2 separate regions of the Homo sapiens genome follow, and region 2 is linked to region 1. A link is an interaction called in ENCODE POLR2A ChIA-PET data of the cell type or tissue named here. Cell type or tissue: GM12878. All regions are shown on one strand. Each heading gives the region's core, and the rest is flanking DNA. Links, peaks and the distances in the headings are about the cores only.

What was found. ChIA-PET counts read pairs that join two places held together with the same protein. Peaks named below come from ENCODE experiments on the same cell type or tissue, not always from the same donor. Only the 100,000 strongest peaks of a DNase experiment are listed, where the experiment ranks them.
Region 2: POLR2A ChIA-PET joins it to region 1 with 6 read pairs; 6 of 35 experiments call an interaction of 5 or more read pairs at or near these places.

What each region holds. Positions count from the first base shown.
Region 1 is chr10:74,583,425-74,587,826 of GRCh38, forward strand. All of the region lies in intron 7 of ADK (adenosine kinase), which reads left to right. Among named protein-coding and RNA genes, the nearest start is that of ADK-AS1, 56 kb to the left of the region's middle. RefSeq lists an enhancer at 2,100-2,269. In GM12878, for the core only: no CTCF peak of the experiment used is centred there; DNase peaks (open chromatin) are centred at 2,097 and 2,787; H3K4me3 peaks cover 1,387 bases; H3K27ac peaks cover 2,749 bases.
Region 2 is chr10:74,638,300-74,642,701 of GRCh38, forward strand. All of the region lies in intron 9 of ADK (adenosine kinase), which reads left to right. It also overlaps the pseudogene NDUFA8P1. Among named protein-coding and RNA genes, the nearest start is that of ADK-AS1, 110 kb to the left of the region's middle. In GM12878, for the core only: no CTCF peak of the experiment used is centred there; a DNase peak (open chromatin) is centred at 1,982.

The DNA.
Region 1 (4,402 bases), core at 87-4,086:
TAATATCTCCCGGTTAATCTGTGTTGAAGAAATGGTTGACCATAATCAGGTATACAAAGCCATTTAGATAGCATATATCTAAATTTTCTTTCCAGAATTTGCTTACCCTCTGATTTGCTGACCACACTTGCTTTGAAGTTTTGGTTTTTGTTGTCTTGCTATGTTGCCCAGGCATGTCTCAAATTCCTGGACACAAGCAATCCTCCCACCTCAGCCTCCCAAAATGTTGGGATTACAGGCATGAGCCACTGCACCTGGCCACTTTGAAGTTTTTATTAACATAATTTGAATGTGAAATTACCTGAGTTTTTCTTGTTAACCTCATGTATAAAATGTGGGATAGGGAATCCAGGCACTGCTTACTTAGCTTGGTGCCTCTGGCTCTCATAAGACTTTTAATAAAGGTGTCAACCAGGTTTGTAGTCATCTTGCTGCTCAGCTAGGGGAGGATCTTCTTCCAAGCCCACTCATGTCCGGTCACAGCCCTCAGATCCTCACTGGTTATTGATCATGCACCACTCCATAGTCCTCACAACATTGCAACTTATTTCTCCTAGAGCGAGGGCTCAGAGAGAGAAGGCTTGTGATCAAGAAGATGAACAAAACATACCATCACTTTTGTCATATATTTGTTAAAGCAAGTCACTAGGTCTAGAGCACATTCAAGGGGAGGAGAATGTACAAGGATTTGAATACCAGGTTCAAGGATCATTGAAAACCATTTTGAAGACTGCCTCCTACACATATAATCCACAGATGGGACAGATCATTAAAGTACTCTAGGTGCTCTGACACTCATTTGTTTATCCTGAGATCTTAACAAGAACTTGAATTCAATAGGCAAAATGATTTCAGTTTCACATAAAGTATTTCATTTATTCCTAGCAACAATGCAACGAAATAGGTATGGTTAACCCCAATGTTATTGATGAAGAAATTGATGTACTGAGTGACTGGCTCAAGATTACATAGCAAATAATTTGTAAAACTGGGACCTTAGTGTAGGCCTTTTGATTCTAGACCCTGTACTCTTTCCATTGGCTATAATTGCTTCCTACCAGTACTATGTTGCACTTAAAGCCATTCAAGGAGAATATTATACCTCTAAATTTATATACAATTATATGAATTTTTATTATACAGAGATTTTTATACATATATGTAGAGAAAGACAGACACCCCCCTGTCTTAATCTCTAACCTATACCACTCCGTTTAGGAGTTATAGTATTATTGAGTCAAAGTCTAATATCATTATAAGGCCTGTAACAGCTGTAGCAATGACACACATGTACACAGATGCTAGCAGCCTAAAACTACACTTAGGAGGTAAATGTTTGTTGCATGGAGAGATGAAGAAGCAAAGTAAGAAAACAGACCTGGTCTGGTGGCTCCATTCCCCCTTGGCTTGTCAGTATACAGAAATCATTGTGTTTCTATATAACTAGTAACAAATAATTGGAATTGCAGTGAGTATGGGCAAGTTATGGTTTTAGTTTAATATTGATTATAGATAATTCTACTTTATAAGTAAGAACTTGTGTTATCAGATGAAATATAGAGAAAGTTTTCTCCTCCATAGTTGTCTTTCATATACGCAAACATGCACTTGAGTTTCTTTCCTTTCCTGCATAATCTGAGGATTGTGCTTTTTAATAGTGGCTTGCTGATCCCTTTAAATAGCTCTTAATGTAAGTATTCCATAGTTTTCATTAATCTGATTAACATAGTTTTTCCCTAACCTCCATTCAAAAACTATATTTGGTTGTTGTTTTACCCTGGTTGCTGAAGCAGCAAGCCTACTGCAAAACCTAAGTGGTGTGGTATAGATGAGAGTCTAAGACTTTAATTATATGTCATTTTATTCACAACACTCAATTCCAGGAAGGAAAAAATGGGTCTGTTTTTGTAAAGGACATATTATGTGAGTATCATTCATTGTAAACCAAAAATGATACTGTATTATAGCATAGACAACAATGAGAACTGATTCTGAAAATGTGACCTGACTGAGAAACTGAGTAATAGTGAAAGTTATCAAAATGGAAAAAAAGCGTTAATGTGAAATCCAGCCTTCTCAGAAATACTCTTTCCTGGCCTGTTTAGTTTTGCTTTTGTTGCTTGTCATGCATGAATGAAAGTGCTGTACTCTCAGGGGAGCAGGAAAGCCTCTGTGTCGGTTGTTTATTTCCTTAATCCCTCCTCCTTTGTGATTTTTGATGTCAGATCTAAAATGGAAAGCCTGTAAATATAATGATTATCACACGGATAATCACCTGCATTAGGAACCGCCCTGCTTTTCTATTCTAACCCGAGCTGTTCTCCACATGTCACATCCACTCTGTGGTTGGATTTTAACCTGACTGCTTCATTAGATTTGTGAAACTCAGTACGAGGCGCCCTGGGGCAGCACAGATGGGGACTTGCTTGTTTTCTTTTCTCACTTTTACTGCAAAGGCACACTAAAAAGTCCTTTTCAATTTAGTGCGATCAGTTCACTTGGAATTATCTCTGATATTTGGAACCTGTCTTGCTCTTCTGCCCACCAACTATGCCTATTCTTTCTTCCTTACTTTCTGACCTAATGTCTTTTCTTTCTGCCTCTGCATGTCATGAATCTGACAACTAAAATTCTGCTTACAATTCTTACTGGGTCAAACTGTTCCCCCGTGTTGTTTTGTTTGTTTTGCTGACAGGGAAAAATAAATGTTGTTCCATCATTGTACCTACAAACACCTTCAGATCAGAGGTTAGCTGTGGGAAAGTCTGCAGTGATATGAGCCAGCTGCCTTCTCTAATGGAGTGACTTGGGGCACCAGTCCAAGATCAGAGGAAGGTGGGAGGAAGTCAGAAGATAAGATCATTTTAAGCCACAGAACAACAAGCTTAGCTTTTCTAGTGATAGGGCACAGCTCAGCAAACCTGTGTGAGGGGGCACTAAGACAAAAAATTGAGTTGACTTTTTTTAAGTACATCTTTCCTCAGTCAGAAATATGTTGATGCTTGAAATAGTTTACAGACATGGAAGTGTCCTAGGGCCTGGTTTCCTTAAAAGATAATGATTTGACATTTATATATGTGTCTTCTTGCAGTTAGTCAGCTCCATACCATAACAGATCACAGTTAATTTTTAAAAATAATTTTTTTGGGCTGGGCATAGTAACTCATACCTGTAATCCCAGAACTTTGGAAGGCCAAGGCAGGTGGATCACCTGAGGTCAGGAGTTCGAGACCAGCCTGATCAATATGGTGAAACCCCCATCTCTGCTAAAAATACAAAATTAGCTGGGCATGGTGGCACACACCTGTAGTTCCAGCTACTCGGGAGGCTGAGGCAGGAGAATACCTTTAACCCAGGAGGCGGAGGTTGCAATGAGCTGAGATCGCACCACTGCACTCCAGCCAGGGCTACAAGAGCAAAGCTCTGTCTCAAAAAAAAAAAAAAATATATATGTATATATATACACACACACATATTTATATACACATATATATACATATACACACACATAAATTTTTTACAGTTAATTTCTTATATTTGAGCAAAACTGGACATTAAAAAAATTTTACTGTATGTGAATTTTGAGCATTTATGGCTTAGTGCAATTTTAGTCCTACACATTCTTCCTTTGAACTTTGTCTTACAGTCCCCTGGGGTTCTCTCATGTCTCTGATGAAGTTCCATATAAATAAGTGGTTCTAGTATAGCTTTTTTGTTGTCTTTTTCATATAAGAATTTGCTTGGTTCAGAGTGACAGCTTGGGAAGCACTACATCAATAGCTTTTGAACCTTTTCCTATTCCTTGATATCACCGCCAGCAAATGTTACTGACTATGTGATGTACAAAGTTCTAACCTTGCTTGCACAAATTGACCAGTTGTCAAGATCAATATTTATTTGCTTATTTTTGTCTACATGAACTAAGGGTAACTTGGTCAGGCTTATGTTTCTCTAGTAAATAGCGTAAGGAGTTGTACTTTCAACTTAACACTTCCTGTTGACTTCAGTGTTTAGCTGTAATCATACATTTTGACCTTTCTAAATCCTCAAAATGGTTCTCTAACCTATATGTTATTAGTACATTGGACCATAGGTGCATACATGTATTTTTTTCCCAATGTTTTCCCAAATTTCTGCTGAAGACACTGACTGTACTTTCTGCCTTACATGGCTTGATGCTACAGTCGTTTTAGTTGAGTTGGATCTGCTCACTACTCAGGCTCAAATCCCATCCTTCTATTAATATCTCTTGGCAAAGATAATTTTGGAAGAATGTGAGTTAAGATGTAGAGACTCTTGACAGTTGTCTGCAGTTTTTTTTTTTTTTCATTTTCAAGAGGGAAGTAGAGTTGAAAAGTAATATTGCCTCCCTTTTCTATCTGTCCTAAAATTAAAGTATAAG
Region 2 (4,402 bases), core at 84-4,083, 55 kb after region 1:
TTTTTTATTGCGAGAGATGCAGAAAGATCAATATCTTACATGCTCTATATCACCATAAATACTTTCAATAAAGCTTTTTTGGCCTGGTAGGGTGACTCACACCTGTAACCTCAACACTTTGAGAGGCTAAGGCTGGAGAATCACTTGAGGCCAGGAGTTCAAGACCAGCCTGGGAACATAGTGAGACCCTGCAAAAAAAATATGGAAATTAGCCAGGCATGGTGGCACACGCCTGTAGTCTTGGCTACCCAGGAGGCTGAGGCAGGTGATCACATGAGCTGAGGAGCTCGAGGTTACAGTGAGCTATGATCATACCACTTGCAATGTAGCCTGGGCAATAGAGTGAAACCATGTCTCATTCAATCAAACTTATTTGAACCTTCGTACATTTTTGCTTTTATTAATGAGCTTTTCTTTTAAAATCAGACTTTTAATGGCTTTCTGGCAGTGTCATCCTGGTTGTGGTTGAGACTAATATGAGCTCTAGTTTGTGTTTTTTGTTATTGTTTTTGTTTGTTTTTTTGAGACAGGGTCTCTCTCTGTTGCCAAGGCTGGAGTACAGTGGCACAATTACAGCTCACTGCAACCCCTTCTTCCTCCCAGACTCAAGTGATCCTCCCACCTCAGCCTTCCGAGTAGCTGGGACTATAGGTGCACACCACCACACCTGGCCAATTTTTAAATTTTTTTGTAGAGACAGGGTTTCATCATATTGCCCAGGCTGGTCTTGAACTACTGGACTCAGGTGATCCACCCACCTCAACTTCCCAAAGTGCTGGGATTATAAGCATGAACCACCATGCTCAGCTGAGCTCTAATTACTGAAGATTAATTCTATAGGTTGAACCTGGATATGTTAGAAGACATAGGGGACTTTCATAAAGAAGTTCAAATTAGAATATGTGAGATAGGAGAATTTTTTAAAAGAATTGTTATTTGATACTTAGGGTGTAGTCATATACTCTTAATATTGCTAGAGTGTAAATTGGTAAAAGTTTTCATATCCTTTTATACAGCAATTTCAGCTCTTGGAATTTAAATAATCAAAAGTCTGGGAGCATCTACATGTGAAGACATTCATGTCACTTTTATGTATAATAGTGTAGCAACTTGAAACTATATATATTATGTTACATGAAAAATAAACTAACACAGTGGGTTCATTCACTTTGTGAAACTTCATCACTTATTTGAGGACTTTGAGTATAAACAAATCAGAATATAAAATTACCTGCTATTACGAAGTAGCAAGAGAGGCTGGGCACAGTGGTTCACACCTGTAATCCCAACACTTTGGGAGGCCGAGGGGGGCAGATCACTTGAGGTCAGGAGTTCCAGACCAGCCTGGCCAACACAATAAAACCCATCTCCACTAAAATTACAAAAATTAGCCGGGCGTGGTGGCATGTACCTGTAATCCCAGCTACATGGCAGACTGAGGCAGGAGAATCGCTTGATCCCAGGAGGCAGAGGTTGCGGTGAGCCGAGATCTCGCTACTGCACTCCAGCCTGGGTGACAGAGCGAGCAAGAGCAGGCGAGCAAGCGAGACTCCATCTCAAAACAAAAAACAAAACAAAAACAAAGTAGCAAGAGTGAGTATGCCAGTGTGCTGGGGGTAAGATGATTTAGATACTCTGTATTTTCCATGTCTTATTTTCATACTTTAAAAAACATATCAGTTGTTTCTAAAAGAACATATTCCTTTTAGTTACAAACATATACATTCAGCAACCCTAAAGTAGCATAGACTACTACTGGCTGAAGCTCTGGGGTTTTATTAGTACAGTGATGACTTAATTAACAAATCCTCTTTGAACAAAGCCTCTTCACTCAAGACTGGCCTTGGTGCAGTAGGCATGAGAGAAGGACCAGTTTTCTCTGAGCTAGATCGGTAGCAGCAGGGACTAATGAGGCAGGGCCTTGAAAGTGGCTCTCTCTCAGATCTAACTCCTCAGGGACTGGCTAAAGCTGAAGCTGAGGGTACTGGTGCACTCCTGGGACCTACACAGCCTGGTTACCCAGGTGTTGAAAAAACAGTTTCTGTGCCAACACCATATGTGGCTTTTAAGAGACTCGGCAGGACTCTTGCTTTAGGCAGAGCATTCCTTGTGTGGAATGAGTAAGCTGGAAAATAACAAAGAGGGAATCCCATGTGCTAGGAAGCTTCCTCTTGTCTTCTGTGTGCTCCGTGTACTGCTTTTTCAATTCTCTGGGCCTTATTTTGTTCAACTATAAAGTAAAAGGAGTAGCTAAAAAATCTCTAATATATCTTTCAGTTCTAATAGACTACATGTTTAAATCAGGAATCGGCAAACTTTTTATAAAGGGTCAAATAGTAATTATTTTCTGCTTTGCAGGGCATACTACCTCCATTGCAAGTGCTCAACTCTCCCTCTGTAGCGTGAAAACAGCTGTATATAAACAAATGGGTGTGGCTGTATTCCAATAAAACTCTATTTATAAAAATAGGCAGCTAGCCAGATTTGGCCCACAGGCCATATTTTAACAAGCCCAGGTCTAGATGTTAATGTAATGGGAATGTCATATTAAGAGAATTATTTGATGAATAGGATATAATTCTTATTTCATAGAGACCATTCTCTCAGACTTTTTATTTTTAAAGCGTAGGCAAATATAAAATATTATTTCACTGTCAGGATGTAATACCATGGGAAAAAGATTAAAAATACTCTGGCACCAAACTGTTGTAGTAAATTATCTGAAATAGAGCCTTTGACTTCCCAATTAAGGAAGAAAATGGTGTCTGCAACACCTGTGACTGGGTTATTTTAAGTCTTCAAAAGTTAGGGGCCTAGTAGAAGAGAGTCTCAAGGGCTTGTTCATTTTCTTTCTCATCAAATGGGCCAAATCATGCTTTTCATAGTAGAAGGTAGGCTGTGGACCCTTTACTATTTTATTTTTAAATATTTCTCTTGGCTAGGCATAATGGCCCATGCCTAAAATCCCAGGCTGAGGCAGAAGGATCCCTTGAGCCCAGGAGTTTGAGACCACCCTGGGCAACATAGCAAGACCCCGTCTCTACTAAAAAAAATAACTTTTTAAAAATTAAAAATAAATAAATAATTTTTTGGTGGTCCAGAAAGGGGCAGCTGCCATGCTTTGCAGGTTTCAGATCCCCATCTATCTTGGGTTGGGTTTCTATCTTGGTCTTAAGTTATCAGTATTCTAATATGGAGATAAGTCTGCCTTCACTTTGGAGACCTTTGTTAGTTCTTCCATGTCAGGCTTCAGCTAGTATAGTTTGTCTAATGCATTTATATAAAACTTGTTTCCAACAATGAAAAAGCAATTACAGGTTGGGATATGTAATTCAGGCCCATTACTACATAAAAGGATCAGCACAGTGGTACTTTATCTGACTAGGGAAGTCTAAAATATTCTTGTTGGCCAGCTTGCTTTCACATAAGCACTGTTCGGGATCTTTTCTAAGTTGCAGAACATGAATTCCTTATTGGCCTATCCCACTAGCCACAGCTGTGAGCACAACAGAACTGACACATACCTGGTAATTATACCTTATCTAAAGTGAACAGGGCCACCTTCCCAGCATAGTGACAGCTATAGCCCTTAATCTAATGCAGTGGTTCTCAAAGTATAGACTCACTGGGGGTGCCCTTTCTGAGGCTCTTTCAAGGAATCTCTTCTATGAAATCAAAACTACTTCACAGTAATTCAAATATATTATTTGCCTTTTTGACTCTCAATGACAGTAGAGTTTTCCAGAGACTACATAATGTATGATATCACAACAGATTGAATACTGAAGCAAATGTTAAGAATCCAGCTGACTTCTGTTAACCAGATATTAAAGAGATTAGCAAAAACTTAAATGTCATACTCTCTACTAATATTTTTGTTTGGAATATATAGTTATTCTTATGAAAATATGTTAAAATGTAGGTTTATTCAGAAATTTTCTGAGATCATTTTATTTTCTAATACAGTAAATATTAATAAATATGACTCACACAAAATCTATTTGGAGTCCTCAATTTTTTTTTCTTTTTTTTCCTGGCTTACATTTTTTGATGCACTCAATTTTTTTTTTTTTTTTTTTAATTTAAAAAGAGACAGGGTCTCACTATGTTGCCCAGGCTGGTTTCAAACTTCTGGGCTCAAGCAATCCTCCTGCCTTGGCTTCCCAAAGTACTGGTATTACAGGTATGAGCCAGTGCACCTGACCTCAATAATTTTTTAAGAGAAAAAGTTTGAGAACCCCTCCTCTAATGTAATACCCTTAGTTGCAATACTCTGATCTCATGGTTACTGATATCATCTTTACCATATTCCCTCTTATAAAATATTTACTAAAATTATCCCCAGAGATAACCCTTGTTAACAATTTAGTGATTACTTCTAGACATCTTTCTACTGAGTGCT